5 separate regions of the Homo sapiens genome follow, and all the other regions are linked to region 1. Evidence: chromatin contacts called from ENCODE Hi-C or POLR2A ChIA-PET data. All regions are on one chromosome and are shown on one strand. Each heading gives the region's core, a stretch centred on a gene start or an enhancer-like site at or near the end of the contact. The rest is flanking DNA. Distances are from core to core; before and after follow the strand shown. Region 1 holds the start of JUNB (JunB proto-oncogene, AP-1 transcription factor subunit). Region 2 holds the start of RFX1 (regulatory factor X1). Region 3 holds the start of ZNF627 (zinc finger protein 627). Region 4 holds the start of MIR23AHG (miR-23a/27a/24-2 cluster host gene). Region 5 holds the start of ZSWIM4 (zinc finger SWIM-type containing 4).

Region 1 (3,766 bases), core at 464-2,963:
GCGGGGTGGGGCGGGGCCGGGCCAGGCGGCCGTGGGGGCCCCGGGGGCGGCGGTCGGGGCTGGTCGGGACTAGCAGTCTGGGGGCCCAGGCGCGCCCTGGGACCTGGCAGATAGTCGGGTTCCCCGCTTCTGGCTCGGGGCCCCAGGACAGCGCTGGTCCCACCTCTTCCTGTGCCCTAATATGGGCGGCGGGGAGAGACTTCGGGGGCCGGCCCGCGCTCAGTCCTGCCCGCGGACTCCCGCCTGTTGCCATGGCGACCAGGCCCCGCTCCTCGGCTGCGTCCCCCGCCGTCGGGCCAATGGAACACTCCCCAAGCCGCCTGCCTCCGCGGTCCCCTGCAGGCACCGCGGGCGGAACCATTGCTTGAGGGGAGAGGATGGTGGCTGGAGGCTGCCGCGGCTGGGCGGGCTCCAAGCACCCGGGCCTCCGCGGGGGCTCGCACGCCCAGGTTCCTCTTCCGAGGCGCAGGATGCGGCGGGACCCAGGGCGGGGCGCACGGTCCCGTAGGATCCGAGTGACGGAGACAGGGCCGGGCTCCTTCCCCCGGGGCTGTTGCCACACTTCCTGCCTCTGCGCTCTTTCCCCAGCCTGTTTCTAAGGAAGGGAGTGGGGTTGGGCGACCGCGCCCCAGCCGTCGGGCTGGGTCCAGGCTCTAGGAGCCGACACGGTGTTGGGCAAAGCCCAGGGTCAATAGGGGAGGGTTTTAGGATGGGGGACAGAGAATACAGATGACTAAGAGGTTACCATCGAGGGGGAGCAGCAGTCGTGGAAGATCCAGCAGTCCTGGTGCGCGGGACCCTCAAGGCCCCCTCCTCACATGTCAACTGAGTACCCTCTTATTGTCTTCTCTGCTCCGAAGATGTGTCCGGCCCCTTCTAACTCTCTCCTTCATCCGGGCTAGCAGATGACCCCAGTGGTCCCCAATTTCTGGCAGACATGTCTCCATCTTCTACCTGGCATATTTTACCTGCCTCAGTGTACCCCAGGCCGCTTACTAGCTTTCTGCATATCTAGACTTCCCCTAATGCCTCCTTCCCGCTTACGGGAGAGCCTCAGACTCTGGACTCAGCTCCCATGAGCTCCTGGACCCCTACTCATTTCTTGCAATTTAATGGGTCATGCAGCTCCACCCACTCACCCCTTTTGATCTCTCCCCTCCTCCGTCCTGTGAAAATTCCAGTCCCGCATCCTTCTGAGCCCGGGACCCCCAGTCAATTCCTGGGTCAGGTGTCTCCTTAACCCTCCCGATTTACAGTGCTTAACCCTCATTTCTGCTTTTTGGGGTCTCCCAATGGATTGTCAGTCCTCCTACCCCTCTCGTATTCTGGGTACCTCAGGGGTTTCTTCGCACATACTGGGACCCTCACCCCACTTGCTGCGTACCAGGTCCTGGTATTTGTCCCAGTGGACTCCAGGGAAATCATCCTCCTCCCTGAAACCCCTCACTCATGTGCCTGGGCCCCCCAGCACCTCCTTCCATGCGTACCCCGAGGTCCTTTGAGCCCCTCCCCCTGCAGCCCCGCCGAGCCACCCGGCCCGTGGCCGCTGTTTACAAGGACACGCGCTTCCTGACAGTGACGCGAGCCGCCTCCTCCCCTTCCCCACGCTCGAGGAGGGGGGCGCGGGGGCCCGGCTCCGGCGACGGCCAATCGGAGCGCACTTCCGTGGCTGACTAGCGCGGTATAAAGGCGTGTGGCTCAGGCTGAGCGGCTGGGACCTTGAGAGCGGCCAGGCCAGCCTCGGAGCCAGCAGGGAGCTGGGAGCTGGGGGAAACGACGCCAGGAAAGCTATCGCGCCAGAGAGGGCGACGGGGGCTCGGGAAGCCTGACAGGGCTTTTGCGCACAGCTGCCGGCTGGCTGCTACCCGCCCGCGCCAGCCCCCGAGAACGCGCGACCAGGCACCCAGTCCGGTCACCGCAGCGGAGAGCTCGCCGCTCGCTGCAGCGAGGCCCGGAGCGGCCCCGCAGGGACCCTCCCCAGACCGCCTGGGCCGCCCGGATGTGCACTAAAATGGAACAGCCCTTCTACCACGACGACTCATACACAGCTACGGGATACGGCCGGGCCCCTGGTGGCCTCTCTCTACACGACTACAAACTCCTGAAACCGAGCCTGGCGGTCAACCTGGCCGACCCCTACCGGAGTCTCAAAGCGCCTGGGGCTCGCGGACCCGGCCCAGAGGGCGGCGGTGGCGGCAGCTACTTTTCTGGTCAGGGCTCGGACACCGGCGCGTCTCTCAAGCTCGCCTCTTCGGAGCTGGAACGCCTGATTGTCCCCAACAGCAACGGCGTGATCACGACGACGCCTACACCCCCGGGACAGTACTTTTACCCCCGCGGGGGTGGCAGCGGTGGAGGTGCAGGGGGCGCAGGGGGCGGCGTCACCGAGGAGCAGGAGGGCTTCGCCGACGGCTTTGTCAAAGCCCTGGACGATCTGCACAAGATGAACCACGTGACACCCCCCAACGTGTCCCTGGGCGCTACCGGGGGGCCCCCGGCTGGGCCCGGGGGCGTCTACGCCGGCCCGGAGCCACCTCCCGTTTACACCAACCTCAGCAGCTACTCCCCAGCCTCTGCGTCCTCGGGAGGCGCCGGGGCTGCCGTCGGGACCGGGAGCTCGTACCCGACGACCACCATCAGCTACCTCCCACACGCGCCGCCCTTCGCCGGTGGCCACCCGGCGCAGCTGGGCTTGGGCCGCGGCGCCTCCACCTTCAAGGAGGAACCGCAGACCGTGCCGGAGGCGCGCAGCCGGGACGCCACGCCGCCGGTGTCCCCCATCAACATGGAAGACCAAGAGCGCATCAAAGTGGAGCGCAAGCGGCTGCGGAACCGGCTGGCGGCCACCAAGTGCCGGAAGCGGAAGCTGGAGCGCATCGCGCGCCTGGAGGACAAGGTGAAGACGCTCAAGGCCGAGAACGCGGGGCTGTCGAGTACCGCCGGCCTCCTCCGGGAGCAGGTGGCCCAGCTCAAACAGAAGGTCATGACCCACGTCAGCAACGGCTGTCAGCTGCTGCTTGGGGTCAAGGGACACGCCTTCTGAACGTCCCCTGCCCCTTTACGGACACCCCCTCGCTTGGACGGCTGGGCACACGCCTCCCACTGGGGTCCAGGGAGCAGGCGGTGGGCACCCACCCTGGGACCTAGGGGCGCCGCAAACCACACTGGACTCCGGCCCTCCTACCCTGCGCCCAGTCCTTCCACCTCGACGTTTACAAGCCCCCCCTTCCACTTTTTTTTGTATGTTTTTTTTCTGCTGGAAACAGACTCGATTCATATTGAATATAATATATTTGTGTATTTAACAGGGAGGGGAAGAGGGGGCGATCGCGGCGGAGCTGGCCCCGCCGCCTGGTACTCAAGCCCGCGGGGACATTGGGAAGGGGACCCCCGCCCCCTGCCCTCCCCTCTCTGCACCGTACTGTGGAAAAGAAACACGCACTTAGTCTCTAAAGAGTTTATTTTAAGACGTGTTTGTGTTTGTGTGTGTTTGTTCTTTTTATTGAATCTATTTAAGTAAAAAAAAAATTGGTTCTTTATTAATTTCTGTTGTCTTTTTTTCCAAGCTGGGAGGGCGGGGGGAAAAAAAAAAGCACTGGTTTGCCCCCAGCTCAGTGCTGTTGGTGGCTCGGTCCTGTATGTGTCCCCCTCGTCGGTTCGGCGCAGGCATCTTGTGGTCCCAGCCCAGGAGTCCCACCCTTCCCGCGTCCCCAGATCTCCAGGGTTGGATGGTTGGGGCGCGGGACGCGGTCCAGGGACCCAGGAG
Region 2 (3,766 bases), core at 504-3,003, 1.2 Mb after region 1:
TTTACTGAAAATTAATCTCCACCTGTCCTAACTTTCAAAGAGTCCCTGCCTCCTCTAAAAAGGGCCAGGCCTAGAAAAAGTACCTGGAGAAGTTAGGACCCGCCAACCCCCACCAGACCAATCTCAAACTCTTGGGAAAAAGCCTGAAATGATCCTTTTCCTTGGAATGTATTGACTGATTTAAAAGGAAATGGCTGCAGTTTGCACACCGACACTAAGCTCAAAAGCAAGACGGAGAATAAGCCAACTAGACTTGGCCTGGCTGGCTACTTAAAAAAAAAATTCCTCCCCGAGCTGGCAGGATATTGTCACCCTAAAAAGCAGTGGCAAAGATTCTCCTCTCACAAACATGGATAGCTTCCCCTTCCCTCTGACCGCTCCTGCCCACGTGGCCCTAGAGGCTGGGACCTTGTCAGTGACATGTGACTCGGTTGACACTCGTTTGACACAAAAACATGTGTCTGGCCAAGAGAAGCGGGTTTAAAAAATCTAAGAAACTTCCTCAGGCTTCATTTGCTCCCCCATTCCCAGTAGGGGAGACCTCGATGGGCAGGACCCAGAAACGTTCCATCTCCAGGAACAAACCCCCGCAACCTCAAACCAGGAAACATCAGGTCTCAAACAGCAGCCCAGAGAAAAGCACTCAGGTTTCTGTTCCTCTAAAGCATTCCCTCATGGTCACTCCTCCCTACCATGGACTTTGATTTCTGCAAACCAGATCCTCCACGCTAAAGCCAAATCGACTCCTAGCTCCTCCATGAAACTTTGCTTCCTCTTTGCTTCCTCCCAGAGAGAAGGTGGCAGGTTTAGGAGTGGGCTGCAGTGTTGAAATCAGGACTAGCTGACAGTTATTTTATCAAACCACATTCAGAAACGGTAGATACGAGGAAAAGGTTCAAAGATAAGCCGTAAGTAAAATTCCTGGAAGGAATGAGGAGTCCCGGTACTGCAGGAAAAGGGCGATGTCAATGATTCTCCCCATTTTACAGGATGGAAAACTGAGGCCTCAGATGGACAGGCACTTGTCCAAGTTCTGAGTCCTGGGACAACTGCAAAGCTCTTAAGGAAGAAGGGAGTCGCTTAAGGATCTGGAAGGCGGACCGGGTGGTGGCTGCCCACCCTGGTTCCCGAGGTGGAGGTTGGGGAGACCCAGCCGGCCCCGCCCATACCTTCCCTCCTGGTCCCGCCCACCCACCTTGGCCCCGCCTCGTACCTCCCTCGCTCCCATTGGCCCAGCCTCCCCAGGCCCGCCCCTTCGCGCTCCCGACATATAAAAGCCCCCCGCCCCGGCCTGCCGACCTCCACTCGCCGCGGGCCTGCGAGCGCCCGCCCCTCGCGGGGGCCGGGCCGCGGGGACGGGGGCGGGTGGTGTCGTTCCAGCCGGGCCCCGGCCCCCTCCCCCACGGTCCAGACAGTCGCCGCCGCCATTTTGACCGCCCGCCCCTTCCCCCCGGACTGTGATTACAGAGACACCTACTGCCCCGGCCCCGCCGCCCACCCCGGCCCGGCCAGCCACCCCGGGGCCGCCCTGGTTACCTCCGCTTCTCCCCACTTCTGTCTGCGGAAACGCTTTTCGGAGGTCTCGGAGTCGATGTTGGGAAGGGGACGGGACGTGCTGGGGTCCCCGGGCCGGGCCTGGGGGGTGGGGGTGGGGGTCGGCCGGGCGGTTGTTGTTGTTGACTCGCGTTGCCGGGTTGCTTGGTCGCCACGACTACCGTGGCTATGGCGCCTCCGTTTCCCTCACCGGGGCAACTGTTGCTACCCACCCTAGTTACGTCACGCGCGGGGGCGGGGCCCGGGGTGATTGGCGGCGGCCGGAGAAGTGATTGGACGGCGCCAGGCCTTGCAGCTAAACTATTAGTTCCGATGCACGCTTTTCAACACCCTCTGGACTTCCCGGCGATCTGATTTATCAGTATGAATGTCCATCAAAAGAAACTGAACCCTCAAAGGCAGCCGGGCCCGTCACTCCGGCAGGGAAGCAGCTGGTTAAGAATAAAGGGGTAGGACTCGTGAGGACGGGATTGGTTTGCCGATGTAAAACCGGCCTCCTGGTTCGACTAAAGGGACGTCAATCTACCAAAGGTTTGCCGCGCTCTCTGGCTGGAGGCCGTGCGCATGCTCGGCACGCAAGGCCGATTGGGAGTTGTAGTCCGCTCTTGCGTACACTTTACATGTCTTACCAAATTAAAAAGGCGAGAAAGGAAGACTCCGCTCCAGACTTCTCTCTCGCTCGGTGGGCCAGTTTCTGGCTTCTTGCGCTGACGTCAGGGGAGGAATGCAGTGACGCAGCGCAGCCCCTCTGTGACGACAGCGGCGAAGGCCGGACTCGGGATTCGATGACGTCACTGGGCGCGCGTCCCCCTTCCCCACTGCCCATGGCCCCGTCGGGGTTGGGTGGAAGCGGGAGGCCGCGGCGGGGTTCGATCCCAGCTCCCACCCGCTGGGGTGACATCCTCCTCCGCCCAAGCCGGCCAGACAGCGCGGCCGCCGCGCCTTCTCCCGCCTCCCGGTCCCCTCCAGCCGGAAAAGGTCACCGCTGCCGGGGTGACCGCGGCTATCTCTGCCCCGCAGGCGGTGCGGCCGCCTTGGGAAAGGTCTCTGCAAGGCGGGGGACTTCATTCGCGGCTTCAACCGCGGTAGATAAGCAAAGGTCAGCCCCGACCCAGCCCAGGGAGCTTGGTCCGCCCAGGAGAGCTCACCACAACCCCCGCCACACACACACACCTCCCACACATACGCTCCTCTGTGCCTCAGTTTCCTCAAGGGACTGTCTGGGTGCTGCAGGACGAGAAGAGACAGAAACAGGGCCCGGACTAGGGTGAACATCTTGGGAGCAAAAACTCAGTCATCAAGATAAATAATCTTCTAATTCAATATTTGTTAAATATCCAAATTAATGGGAAAAAATAAATCTATGATGAACAAAACATCACAATTTTAAATAAAGACAGGATCCGCCAACACAGGGATTAAGGTGAGATGCGTTATGCAAGCTCAGGGTCAGATCTTGTGTTTAAAATAAATTTATTATTATTATTTTTTGAGACGGAGTCTCACTCTGTCGCTGAGGCTGGAGTGCAGTGGCGCAATCTCGGCTCACTGCAAGCTCCGCCTCCCAGGTTCACGCCATTCTCCTGCCTCAGCCTCCCGAGTAGCTGGGACTACAGGTGCTCGCCACCACGCCCGGCTAATTTTTTGTATATTTAGTAGAGACGGGGTTTCACCGTGTTAGCCAGGATGGTCTCGATCTCCTGACCTCGTGATCCGCCCGCCTCGGCCTCCCAAAGTGCTGGGGTTACAGGCGTGAGCCACCACGCCCGGCCTACTTTTTATGTTTTAAATGTCAATTATCTTATGACTGAGCTCTTTGGCCTTCTCTTAAATTTTGCATTCTCATCCCAGGTAGGCCCTAGAACAGCAAGGGGAAAAGAAAACAGGCTCAGACAGCCCTGAAGTCTAATGCCAGCCCTGCTGTGTGGCATTCAGAAAGTGACTCCACCTAAGTTTGTTTCCTAATTCAACCAACATTATATTTCCTCGGTGCAAGGCCCTGGGCTATACAAGTGAAGAAAGGTGACTTCATTTATGGTGGCTCACACCTGTAATCCCAGCACTTTGGGAGGCCAAGCAAGGAAGATTGCTTGAGCCAAGGAGTTCAAGACCAGCCTTGGCAACAAAGCAAGACACCCGTCTCTACAAAAATTAGCTGGGCATGGTAGTGTATGCCTGTAATCCCAGCTACTCCGGAGGCTGAGGTAGGAGG
Region 3 (3,766 bases), core at 465-2,964, 1.2 Mb before region 1:
GCTCACTACAAGTTCCGCCTCCCAGGTTCACGCCATTCTCCTGCCTCAGCCTCCCGAGTAGCTGGGACTACAGGCGCCCACTGCCACGCCCGGCTAATTTTTTGTATTTTTAGTAGAGATGGGGTTTCACCGTGTTAGCCAGGATGGTCTCGATCTCCAGACCTCGTGATCTGCCCGCCTCGGCCTCCCAAAGTGCTGGGATTACAGGCATGAGCCACGGCGCCTGGCCTAATTTTGTATTTTTAGTAGAGATGGGGTTTCTCCATGTTCCGAACTCCCGACCTCAGGTGATCCGCCTGCCTCGGCCTCCCAAAGTGCTAGATTACAGGCGTGCTCCATCGCACCCAGCCCAACCTGCCTTTTAATACTAATACATTACTTTGGGTCTCATCCCACATCACTTCATCAGAGAGCATCCTTCCTCTCACCTCAGTTATTTCTACTTTTTTTTCCACGTATAGATGTTTTTTCAGGGACCGGAGGGTATGGGAGGAAGCCTTGGCACGCCTCATCCCAAATGCCCGTTTCCCGGAACATCAGGCCCTTCCTCCTCTTCCTGTCCTCCCTGGCCTAGCCTGGGCTCCCTCCCGTTCTGAGGCAAGGCGATTGCTCCATGTCACAGTGAGTGTGGAGTTCCCTGCACATACTGGTGACCTTGTGTCCGGAAGGAATTAGAAGGAAGAGCTCATGGAGTGCCAGAAGAAGACAGTGCCTACTCTGGCAAGCTAGAAGCAAGCTCTGCATTAAATGCAAATATTGGCCGGGCACGGTGGCTCACATTTGTAATCCCAGCACCTGGGGAGGCCTAGGCAGGAGGATCACTTGAGCCCAGGAATTCACGACCAGCCTGGTCAACATAGTGAGACCCCATCTAACCCACCCCACCCCCGTCACACACACAGCACCAACAACAAAATAAAATTAGCAGAGTGTGGTGGGGCGTGACTTTGGTCCCAGCTACTAGGGAGGCTGAGGCAGGAGGATCGTTTGAGCCCGGGAGATTGGGGCTGGAGTGAGCCGAGATCATGCCACTGCAGTCCAGCCTGGGTGACAGAGCAAGACCCTGAAAGAAAAAAAAGAAAGGAGGGAGGGAGGGAGGATGGAAGGAAGGAAGGAAGGAAGGAAGGAAGGAAGGAAGGAAGGAAGGAAACCAAAACAAGGCCACGCGTGGTGGCTCACGCCTGTAATCCCAGCACTTTGGGAGGCTGAGGTGGGCGTATCACTTGAGGTCAGGAGTTAGAGACCAGCCTCGGTAACATGGCGAAACCCCGTCTCTACGAAAAATACAAAAATTAGCCAGGCGTGGTGGCGGGTGCCTGTAATTCAGCTACTCGGGAGGCTGAGGCACGAGAATCGCTTGAACCCGGGAGGCAGAGATTGCAGTGAGCTGAGATCGCGCCACTGCACTCCAGCCTGGGCGACAAAAGCGAAACTCCGTCTCAAAAAAAAAAAAAAAAAAAAACCAAAACAAACCCTCAAATATCCCTCGGGCTGGGTGCAGGGAGGAAACTCGGCCTGAGAGGCGCAGTGGCTAGAACCAGTCAACACTGCTACGCACAGCCACGTTTCCATGGCTTCCTACGTCACTCAGGCCTTAGGGGGCGGGGTATGTCACCCTATCCAATCAGGGGCGCTGGGGCGGGGCCCTGCCAACTGTCCATTCAGATGGGCCCGGGAGAGGAGGGCAGGGCCTGCGCCTCCCTACGGAGCCTTTGTTTCTGGCGACCGTCCCCACCCGGGCTCGCGTCTCCGTTTCTCCGAGAGGCCCAAGGTGTCTCCGCCGCAGCCTCTGTCGCGCCGTGACCTGTACAGGTCGCGGGAGTCGTAGGGAGGACGCCGGGACACCTGGAAGCCGAGAAATGGTGCGTGTGAGGGGTCAGGCGTCCCCAGACCTGGGGGAGGGGCTGGTTGGAACCGGCCGGAACCGGCTGTGGAGGGACCTAGGCCTCCCTGCGGCGACTCCGGGGTCTGGGACCCGAGTTCCCTCGGCCGCAAGGTGGGGCTGGGCCAGGAGCTGGGACCCCGGTCGTCCTGTCCCGTCCCTGCGCGACGCCTGCGGCCCCGCAGCCCCGCGTCTCCCCACATGGTGCGGGGGCCGCGGGAGGGTCATGGGGGTATCCCTCCTCGGATGTGGTTCGTGTTGCAGGAGCTGCGGTCTGTGGCCGCCCCCCACAGTCCCGCCTTTCTCCCGTTAAAAATTTAGAGTTTATTTGAGCAAACAGCGGCTCATCGATGGAGAAGCTCCCGGTCGTGGTTTGTGGCTTGGGGATCCGTTGGAGGGAATGGAAGGAAAGGCTGTAAGGTGCAGGAGGAAGCGAACCAAATTCAGTACTTGGTTGGTGACAGTTATGCAGTCGCCTTATTTGCTCTATCTAGGTGGACATTTTCTGCTTATGTAGTCAGAGGTGGATTGGTGGTTGTGGTTTATTAACCCTAAATTTTATTTCCTTATAAACTGGTAATTTATAAGAATTTCATTTGAGGCTGGAGCGCGGTGGCTCACGCCTGTAATCGCAGCGCTTTTGGAGGCCAAGACAGGAGGATCGCTTGGGCCCAGGAGTTGAAGATCAGCCTCGCAATATAGCGAGACCCCATCTCTGTTAATTTTTTTTAAATGAACATATTCAGACTGAGACCAAAAAACTACTACAAATTTTTAAAATATAAAATCAAATAAAAGAATTTCATTCGACTTAGATTTCTGTTTCCTTGGGTAGGAAACCAGGACACCATAGCCACAGCCCTCTAATTGTCTCCAAATTAATTATTTTAACACTCCCCAGGGGGACAGGGTCCCAAATCCTTGACCTTGTTCCCCTAGCCTGACTCCTCTGGCGCTTGCAAATAATTCTTGATACCACTTCTTTCACCATATTCCCAAAAGGTAACTCCAGTCACGACATTATCAACTCTTTGTCCTTTATTGCACATTTCAAACTAATTAATTTGTATTATTTTTTCAAGGAGCAATCGATTGGTCTTTTAAAAATATTTGCTTTCTGTTTCTGAACATTTCACAGGAGAGGAAAGCAGAGAATACATGTATGAGACCCTGCTGTGAAAAAACCTTTGTGCCTCTTCTCCTTTTCTCTCTCCTAGGCACAGGGATGTTCTCAGAATGTCTTTTGGTTGGCCTGGTGCCATGGCTCATGTCTGTAATCCCAACACTTTGGGAGGCCAAGGCGGGAGGATCACCTGAGGCCAGGAGTTTGAGACCAGCCTGAGCAACATAGTGAGACCCGGACCCTAAAATAAAAAAAACAAAAAACAGTGTCTTTGGGTTGGGGTTCCCCTTTGGAAACTTTAAACTGTGATATGTCTTCAGAGCATCCTCCTTTCCTGGTCCTGGGCTTCAGGGCTGTTTGGGCTGACACAGGATGCCCACAGCAGCCAGATCTGTTGAAGGGTCTGGTATCAGCCTGCTCCCACTGGACAGCCTGAAGTACGGGGTGGGGCCTCTTAGTGGAGGAGCTGGGTGTCCTGGGGTCGGAGGAATCTCTTGATATCCCCTCCCTCTCAAAGCTCACCCCTGGGACACTCAGCTTTTCTTCCCCTAATTCCAGATCCCATTCCTTGGGGGACACATTGGTGTCCAGCCAAATGGATGATGGTATTGAGGGGAAAAACAGATATGATTCTTGCCCTCTGGATTCTTTTAGACTGGTGAAGTGAGAAAACTTATCCCAAGGACAGGAAAACCCATCCCACTGAGGTGATGCAAGAACTTGAAAAGCAAAATGTACTTCAGGCAGATGGAGGCAAAATG
Region 4 (3,766 bases), core at 480-2,979, 1.1 Mb after region 1:
ATGGGGGCCTGCCCCGCAGCTGCGGTCTGCATGGAACATCTGGCGTCCACTTGCATTGTTAGAGGGTGGGCACGACACGGGGGTCCCTCCTAAAGCATCCGCCTCTGCTGTCTTTCTCCAGCGAGCAAGGGTCGGCGGAGGCTCAGTGGCCAGGCCAGCACAGACAGGCCCGACCCTCTGGACACGCCCTGTCACGCATGTGCTCCGCGTGCCAGCCCCAGGCCAGGCCGGCACCTATTTTAGGGCCCCCTCTAGATCCACAGGCAAGGCCTGCCTGTTGGGGTCTTGAAGGAGCTCCCAGAGGACGTGCTGCAAGGGCAGAGGGCCATGGGTGCCTCACGGGATCAGAGAACAAAGCTAGCACCAGCCCCAGGGCCTGTGCCTTCCCAGGACATCGGCATGTGAACACATGTACCCAGGCTGGCCCGGGCAGGGCATGTGGGCGAGCGGACAGGGTGTGTCCAACATCACCTCGCCTCTAAGCCTGGGCACCTGTTGGGTACAGCCCTCCAGCTGGGGCAGGACTGCCAGAGGACACCCCTTATGCCAGGGGTCCCCCAGCCCCCAGCCTCACCCTCATAGACCAGGAGTCAGAGGCTGCCAGCTGGGGAAGGTTGGGAAGGGGGCAGGTGACAAGGAGCCAGCTGCACAGCCAAAACATTCAAGAAGCCACTGGGTCTGGGGCCTGGCTGGGCTGGGCTGGGCTGGGCTGGGCAGGAAGGTCAGTTAGGGCTAAGGGCTTTAGGGGCAGCCAAATCTAGTGCTAAAATCAGAAAACAGTCTGGGGCTAAGACAGAGGGGTCGGGGTTCAGTCTGGGCCCTTTTAACCTCCTCCTTCAGCCAAAAGGCACGGGGACCCCAAGCTGCACAGGGCTGGTCCCCAACCTGGCTTTCCTTCCTATGCAACCTTGAATGAGCGCTTTTCTCCGAAGGGAAAGGAGACATCCCCCCAGCTCCCACCAGCCCCTGCCCAACAAGAGACCTTCCCCCTACCCAGCGGGCGACACGTCAAGAACTTGGACCGGTATCCACCCCCGCCCCCACCCAAAGAACTCTGAGAGACCCCCCCAACCCATTCCTCCCGTCCAAAGGCCAGGTCGGGGGGCTAGGAGTGGGGTAGGCATATGCATATCCAAGCCCCTCAACCCAAGCCCCATGTCCGAGCCGGACACAAGCCCTCCCACCCTGACAACTCTCTGCCCACCTTGACCTGCCCAAGTCGCGCGGGGACCCGCCCTCCCCACCGCATTCCCATGCGTCCCCTGGGGGGTCGGGGTGGAGGGGCCACTGGGAAGGGAACAGAGGCCGGGCCGCCCTTCCCCCGCTCCGTAGGGGGCGCCCCGGGACTCCGCGGCCGCCGTCGCCACCGTCAGACGCACTGTCCCCGATCCCCGACCCACCCCGGGCGGCGGGGCGCTCAAGGCGCGCGGGGCGGCGCCCTCGCCTTCTCGCAACGCTCTTGGGGACCCGCCGGGCGCAGCCCCACTCCGCCCACGAGCCAGGCGCGGAAAAGTTGCCGGCGCCGCTGCCGCCGAGGCGCCGATCGCTCCCGGCCTCCCTCCTGGGTCCCTCCTGACTTCCACTTACCCGCGGGGGGAGGGGAGCCGGGCGCGCACTCCGGGCTCCGGCCGCCGCCCCGGGCCGGGCCGGCCGAGGCTCAGGCGGGCGGGCTGCGGGCCCGAGACCGGCCGGGGGCGGCCGCCGGCCGCGCTCCACCCCACTCACTGGCCGGCCAGCCGCGGGGCCGAATCGCTTTTAAAACCTTCCCGTCTCCTCCCCCCCTCCCCGGGCCGGGCAGGGGGCGGGCGCGGGGCGGGGCAGGCGTCGCCGTCATGTGCCCCCGAGCCGGCCCGCCCCCAGTTTCTCTGTCCTGTCCCCCAACTCTGTCCCGTCCCCCAACTCAAGGCCAACTTTCTCCCTCCTTGTCCCGAAATCAGCCTGGGCCCCATACCCAGCCCAACTTCCCCCTCTGGACCCTGAACTTGAGTCCCAGTCCCGAGTTTTAAGCCCAAGGCTCTGTCTGCGGGGGTAGGGTGGGAGCAAAGGGTCTAACCCCCTATCCCACCTCTGGAACCCCTGTTGGTCTAAGGCCTGCGCCTGCCCAGGGAGAGGCAACCCAGGAGGCCGTGAGCCCCTGGGAATAGAGATTGGTGAGGGGCGGTTTGGCGGGTGGGCTCGGTCCCAGACCCAGGGCACACTGGGCACTGCAGACCCCTCCCGGGGAGGGGGGCCTGGGTCTGGGTATTGCCCTGGGATGCCACCAAACAGGAACCCCCACTTGCTCCAGTTCCACAGCGCCTTCTCCAGCCTTAGGAAGTTCCTCCTCTTATCCTACCTAACCCTCTCCTGCTGCCATAGAAAAGACTTTCTGGTCCCAGGCCATGCAGCCCCTGGGTCTGGGTCCCCTCCCCCTAGGCTTCCCGGCACCCTCCCCCACCCGCTGGGACCTCTGGGAAACTCCCCGGGCTCCCGGAGTAGCTCTGGGAGCAAGGCCCTCCCTGGATCCCTCCCTCTTTCCCGGTGTGCCTGTCTTTCCCGCTCCATCCTCCAGCCTCCACCGGGAGGAACGCGGCTGCATTGTTCCTCAGGAGGAGGCCCTGCCTCGGGGCCTGGCCCAGTGCCCAGGTGGGTGGCCAGGAACAAAACTCTGAGATCGAGGGGCGGGGTGCCCTCTGCAACCATGCCAGTCTCCTTGGGCATGTCCCGCTGCCATCTGCCCTCTCCAGGACTCGACAAAGGCCGATGGACCCCTATCCACCACCCACGACCACCATCGTGTCACAGTGGGGGTCTGGAACCCGCAGGACCCTTCCCAGACCTGGGTGGGCATTGCTTTGGGGGATGATGTTTTCCACTCAGCCCCCAATATTTTTGAAGTGTCATCCTTGGGGCTAGGGATCCAATTCTTCATCCACGTCCTGGGTGGTAAGATAGCAGCCTCCCCTTTTGAGTAACTCTGGGGGTGGGGGCGCGGGGGTACCCAGCAGCAGGCCAGGCCCTCCAAGGGACTGGAGGGACTAGTTGGATGCTTCTGTGTCACCTTGCACCCCAGAATTCCTCCAGGGTCCCCCATTTCATCAGCTCAGCTGGCTCTCACCTTGCTACCTGGTGGAACTGGGGAGAGGGAGTTAGGAGCCACACCCAGCTACCATCCCGTGGGGCCCAGCCCTGGGGACTCCAGGGCCTTTTCTTCCCTGTGGGGCCCAAGGGGCAGGCTGGCCCAGGATGCAGGATCTGACAGGTTGGGGCAGGAGGGGGCAGAGCCGCCTAGTGGGGCCCCAGGGGAAGATTTGGGGTGGCACAGAATTCCCCAACTCAGGGTGGGGCGCAGAAGGTGGGAGCAACTTACCACATGGCCTTCTGAGCAGCTACACACAAGAATGGCATTTCCAGGGCGGGCCTGGGGTGGGGGTGGGGGTCTCCCTGTAAGGGACACACGCACACAGACAAACTTGTCATTGCAAAAGTAGAAAGTGACCAAATTACAATGACAAACAAAACTCGGATCTCTACCGCATCCCCATCCATATTGCCCCTCCAGAATTCCCTTCACCCCATAATAAGGCCTTCCATCCAGACATTGCCTGTCCCGTCATCAGTCCAATTCACATTCAGGGAGAACACCTCCTCCATGCTGGCCTCTGGGGATACCTCTTCCCCCAGATTTTTTTTTTATCTAATTTTCGCTGTTCTGTTGCCTGTGGCTTGGACCACACCCCGGCTCACTAGTATCCCTCAGCCCAGGCTTGGAGGGTCCTCCCAGAAC
Region 5 (3,766 bases), core at 1,267-3,766, 1.0 Mb after region 1:
TTTTTTTGTTTGTTTGTTTGTTTTCCTGAGACGGTCACACTGTCACTCCGGCTGGAGCACAGTGATACAATCATATCTCACTGTAGCCTGAACCTCTTGGGCTCGAGAGATCCTCCTGTCACAGCCTCCAGAGTAGCTGGGACTACTGGCTTGTGCCACCACGCCCAGCTGATTTTCTTATTTTTTAATAGAGATGGGTTTTCGCCATGTTGCCCATGCTGGTCTCAAACTCCTGGGCTCAAGTGATCTTCCCACCTCACCATCCCAAAGTGCTGGGATTCCAGGCGTGAACCACCGCGCCTGGCCAAAACATTCTTTTTTTTTTTTTTTTGGAGTCTCACTCTGTCCCCCAGGCTGGAGTGCAGTGGCGCAATCTTGGCTCACTGCAACCTCTGCCTCCTGGGTTCCCACCATTCTCCTGCCCTAGCCTCCCTAGTAGCTGGGACTATAGGCGCCTGCCACCATGCCCGGCTAATTTTTTGTATTTTTAGTAGAGAAGGGGTTTCACTGTGTTAGCCAGGATGGAAAACATTCTTAATGAAATATTTTAGGCCGGGCGTGGTGGCTCACGCCTGGAATCCCAGCACTTTGGGAGGCCAAGGCAGGCAGATCATAAGGTCAGGAGTTTGAGACCAGCCTGCCAATATGGTGAAACCCCGTCTCTACTAAAAATGCAAAAGTTAGTCAGGCGTGGCGGTGGGTGCCTGTAGCCCCAGCTACTTGGGAGGCTGAGGCAGAATAATCACGTGAACCTGGGAGGCAGAGGTTGCAGTGAGCTGAGATCACTCCATCTCAAAAAAAAAAAAAGAAATATTTTTCCTTGTTCCCTTCCTGCTATGTCTCCAAAATCCACTCTGTATTTTACCTTTCCAGCACAACCTAATTTCAGCCAGTCCCATTTCAAGGGCTCAGAGACCACTTGTGGCCATTGGTGACCATACTGGACAGTGCAGGTCTGCAGGGGAGTTTAACTAATTGAGGGGGTGGCAGGGAGAGTGGGTGAAGACTGGCCAGAGGGTGCAGCTGTGAGACTCGAAGTTTCTCCAAGAAAAAGCTAGGGCTTCCATATGGATGAGTGGATAATCACTGTTTTTTTTTTTTTTCTGCTGTGCCTATCATTTAACTGAATGGAGGCAAAGCATGTGTTGGTTGGTACATTCAACAAGTTCTAGGTTAAGCGCCTACCTTCCAGGTGCTGCCGGTACAGTAAAGCACAGATGGGACAAACTCCTGCCTCCTGAGGCTCACAGTGGAGAGGGAGAGATTGAAATTAAGCAACTACCAAAGGTGGATCACTTGAGGTCAGGAGTTCAAGACCAGCCTGGCCAACATGGCAAAACTCCGTCTCTACCAAAAATACAAAAATTAGCCGGGCGTGGTGGTGGGCGCCTATAATTTCAGCTATTCGGGAGGCTGAGGCAGGAGAATCACTTGACCCCGGGAGGCGCAGGTTGCAGTGAGCCGAGATCGCACCACTGCACCCCAGCCTGGACGACAAGAGTGAAACTCCGTAAAAAAAAAAAAAAAAAAAAAAAAAAAAACCGCCGAAACAGATAAATAAATGGTAATGGTGAGAAGTATGAGGAAGGAAAAATGCAGGGTCCTCTGAGGACATTGGCAAGGAGCCGGGACGGGAACGGGTGATGGAAGCCATGGCCAGCTTCCAGGCCAGAGACGGTGGCCTACACAAGCTGAGTCAGAAAAAATGCTCAGAGGTGCTGGGGTTTGATTAAGTGTTAGGGTGAACCTCATGGAATTGCCATTTTAACAGGCCAAAAATGGTAAAAAAAAATTAGCAATTTCATATGACCCAAGATAGTATCTAGGGCATGGAAAGGAGGGGCGGGGTACTATACTAGTTTTGAGGCTCAAGGGATGACCTATGAACCCCCTAACCGAGCTTTGTTTCTGGAGAGGGGGTCCGCGGCCCGCATGAGCTCCCTCAGTGAGCCTGCGACCCCTCCGCCCCCACAAGAACCAAAACTTGACCCGGTGCCCAGAGAGGTTGAGTGAGTTTCTCGGGTCGCACAGCTGGGAGGGACGAGGGGCTGAGCCACTGCCAAGGGATCCCGCTGCTCTGTCTCGCTCACCGGCCGGGCTATGTTGATTGTCCCCTCGCGGCGCCCGGAAGCGACCCTCAGTAAACAAAGCCGTGTGTGGGCGCAGCCCCAGAAGCCTGGGGCGCGCAGTCCAGCCCAAGAGAGGCGGGGGAGGAATGTTGTGAATGAACCCCGGGCCCGCCCCGAAACTCCGCATAAGGCCTGGGCCGCGGGGGTCCTCCCACTCTGATTGGCCTCTGGCGCCCCGTGATTGACAGCGCCCCTCGCTGTGCGCTCTGGTTGGGTAAACAAGAAAAGACTGGCATCGCAGTCATCGAGTGAGCAGCGAGGCTTGGACACGGGTCTGGCGGCGCAGCCAATGGCGGGGGAGGGCCGAGGAGGCCGAGGGGGGGCCAATAGGGACAGGCGGTGGGGGCGGGACGACGGCGGAGCTAAAGCGGCGGCTGAAGCAGCTTCATTGTTGTGAAGAGTCTTAAAGGGGCCGCATCACCCTGCCGGCCCGGCGCGGGTCGGGGGTGGGTGCGGTAGGGGTCCCGGGGCGGCCGAGCGCAGAGGACGGACGGGAAGGAGGGCAGGGGGCGCGGGAGCCGGCGAAGCGGAGCGGGCATCGGACCGAGCCCCCCAAAGAGGCCCCGCCCCGGCCCTGGCCCCGGCCGGGCCGGATGGAACCCCCCGCGGCCAAGCGGAGCCGGGGCTGCCCCGCGGGACCCGAGGAGCGCGATGCCGGGGCCGGGGCCGCGCGTGGCCGGGGCCGGCCCGAGGCGCTGCTGGACCTCAGCGCCAAGCGGGTAGCCGAGAGCTGGGCCTTCGAGCAGGTGACCGCGGGGGAAGGGGGCGGGGGCAGGGACGCACCCCCAGCACCTTCCCCACCTGTCTTCTCCTCCCCCACAATCCCCAGACTCCAGAGCTAACCCAATCAGAGACACCCCCTGAGATTCCACCCCCAGGACCCTTAACCCTGCCTGGAAACACCCCCTCATCCTCCTGTTTCTGTCCTTCAAACCCAGTAACCCACCCCCATCCCTTCTCTGCCATCTCTGCCCCTCAGCGCCCCAGATCCCAAATCAGGACACTTCCTTCTTCTCCTACCAACCCCAGATCTCTGAGATCTGGCCCCCATGGCCCGCCTACAACCCTGGGCACCCCTCTTTTCCCGCCTTATCCCCCAACGGTACCCCTCTTTTCCCACCTTATCCCCCAACGGTACCCCTCTTTTCCCACCTTATCCCCCAACGGTACCCCTCTTTTCCTACCGCATCTTTATTCGCCAATCAGGGCACCCCATTCAGTCTTCAATCCTCTCTTCGGCCCCCCGCTTGGGGACACCCTGTCTCCCTCCATCGTAGCCTCTAGAGACTCACACTACCCCATTCCTGCTCTCCAGATCCCTACCGTACACCCCAAGTAAATAACTCCCCCATCTCTCCAGATTCCAGCTCAAGACACCCCTTTTTTCCCCATTCATTCCTGCCCTCGAGCCTCCAGATTCCACCTGTTCCTTGGGGACCCCTCTCTACTCCTCCAGATTCCTCTTTCGGGGCTGCCCGTCTTCTCCTGGCTTGCCGCAGGGATTACTGAAATGCCAGGGTCCCTCCTCCTCCCCACCTCATCCCCCTGACCTATCCTATCTCTTCCCATAGGAAAACAGCAGGGGCGGAGCCTGGGTGGTGGTCCCTGGACAGGTGCACCTAGAAGCTCTCTTCTGT

The links. Hi-C counts contacts between places; a loop is a spot of excess contacts on that map. ChIA-PET counts read pairs that join two places held with the same protein, here RNA polymerase II (POLR2A). Pooled maps may share reads with other maps.
Region 2: a loop to region 1 is called in a map of ascending aorta, with 4 times the contacts of the local background. The contact joins the promoter of RFX1 here to the promoter of JUNB in region 1. A Hi-C loop is called at or near these places in 1 of 168 maps with a recorded cell type or tissue (ascending aorta), 4 of 37 single-sample maps with no recorded cell type and 16 of 50 pooled maps. POLR2A ChIA-PET finds 5 or more read pairs at or near these places in 1 of 52 experiments (activated CD4-positive, alpha-beta T cell).
Region 3: a pooled map shows a loop between it and region 1 (8-fold over the local background). The contact joins the promoter of ZNF627 here to the promoter of JUNB in region 1. A Hi-C loop is called at or near these places in 1 of 168 maps with a recorded cell type or tissue (B cell), 1 of 37 single-sample maps with no recorded cell type and 4 of 50 pooled maps.
Region 4: a loop to region 1 is called in a map of ascending aorta, with 12 times the contacts of the local background. The contact joins the promoter of MIR23AHG here to the promoter of JUNB in region 1. A Hi-C loop is called at or near these places in 17 of 168 maps with a recorded cell type or tissue (B cell, CD14-positive monocyte, CD4-positive, alpha-beta memory T cell and 11 more), 7 of 37 single-sample maps with no recorded cell type and 31 of 50 pooled maps. POLR2A ChIA-PET finds 5 or more read pairs at or near these places in 5 of 52 experiments (BJ, T-cell, activated CD4-positive, alpha-beta T cell and 2 more).
Region 5: a pooled map shows a loop between it and region 1 (7-fold over the local background). The contact joins the promoter of ZSWIM4 here to the promoter of JUNB in region 1. A Hi-C loop is called at or near these places in 4 of 50 pooled maps. POLR2A ChIA-PET finds 5 or more read pairs at or near these places in 2 of 52 experiments (activated B cell and activated CD4-positive, alpha-beta T cell).

The regions. Positions count from the first base shown.
Region 1 is chr19:12,789,773-12,793,538 of GRCh38, forward strand. JUNB (JunB proto-oncogene, AP-1 transcription factor subunit) reads left to right here and starts at 1,714. Exons shown (of 1, transcript NM_002229.3): 1 at 1,714-3,543. The coding sequence starts at 2,000. The coding sequence ends at 3,043. It also overlaps a transcript of HOOK2 not described here. RefSeq lists silencers at 1-592, 1,453-2,032, 2,403-2,512, cis regulatory regions at 59-579, 1,419-1,973 and enhancers at 277-776, 1,077-1,688, 3,563-3,682, 3,577-3,766, 3,703-3,762.
Region 2 is chr19:14,004,567-14,008,332 of GRCh38, forward strand. It overlaps RFX1 (regulatory factor X1), which reads right to left and starts at 1,754. Exons shown (of 21, transcript NM_002918.5): 1 at 1,537-1,754. RefSeq lists enhancers at 980-1,508, 1,509-2,036, 2,037-2,564 and silencers at 1,176-1,555, 1,606-1,785.
Region 3 is chr19:11,595,769-11,599,534 of GRCh38, forward strand. It overlaps ZNF627 (zinc finger protein 627), which reads left to right and starts at 1,715. Exons shown (of 4, transcript NM_145295.4): 1 at 1,715-1,862. The coding sequence starts at 1,860. RefSeq lists silencers at 1,500-1,629, 1,970-2,109 and enhancers at 1,654-2,652, 1,740-1,819.
Region 4 is chr19:13,841,189-13,844,954 of GRCh38, forward strand. MIR23AHG (miR-23a/27a/24-2 cluster host gene) reads right to left here and starts at 1,730. Exons shown (of 1, transcript NR_036515.2): 1 at 1-1,730. RefSeq lists a cis regulatory region at 628-2,136 and silencers at 642-701, 1,162-1,891.
Region 5 is chr19:13,792,927-13,796,692 of GRCh38, forward strand. ZSWIM4 (zinc finger SWIM-type containing 4) reads left to right here and starts at 2,517. Exons shown (of 14, transcript NM_001367834.3): 1 at 2,517-2,875. The coding sequence starts at 2,723. RefSeq lists silencers at 2,151-2,640, 2,661-2,870 and an enhancer at 3,111-3,180.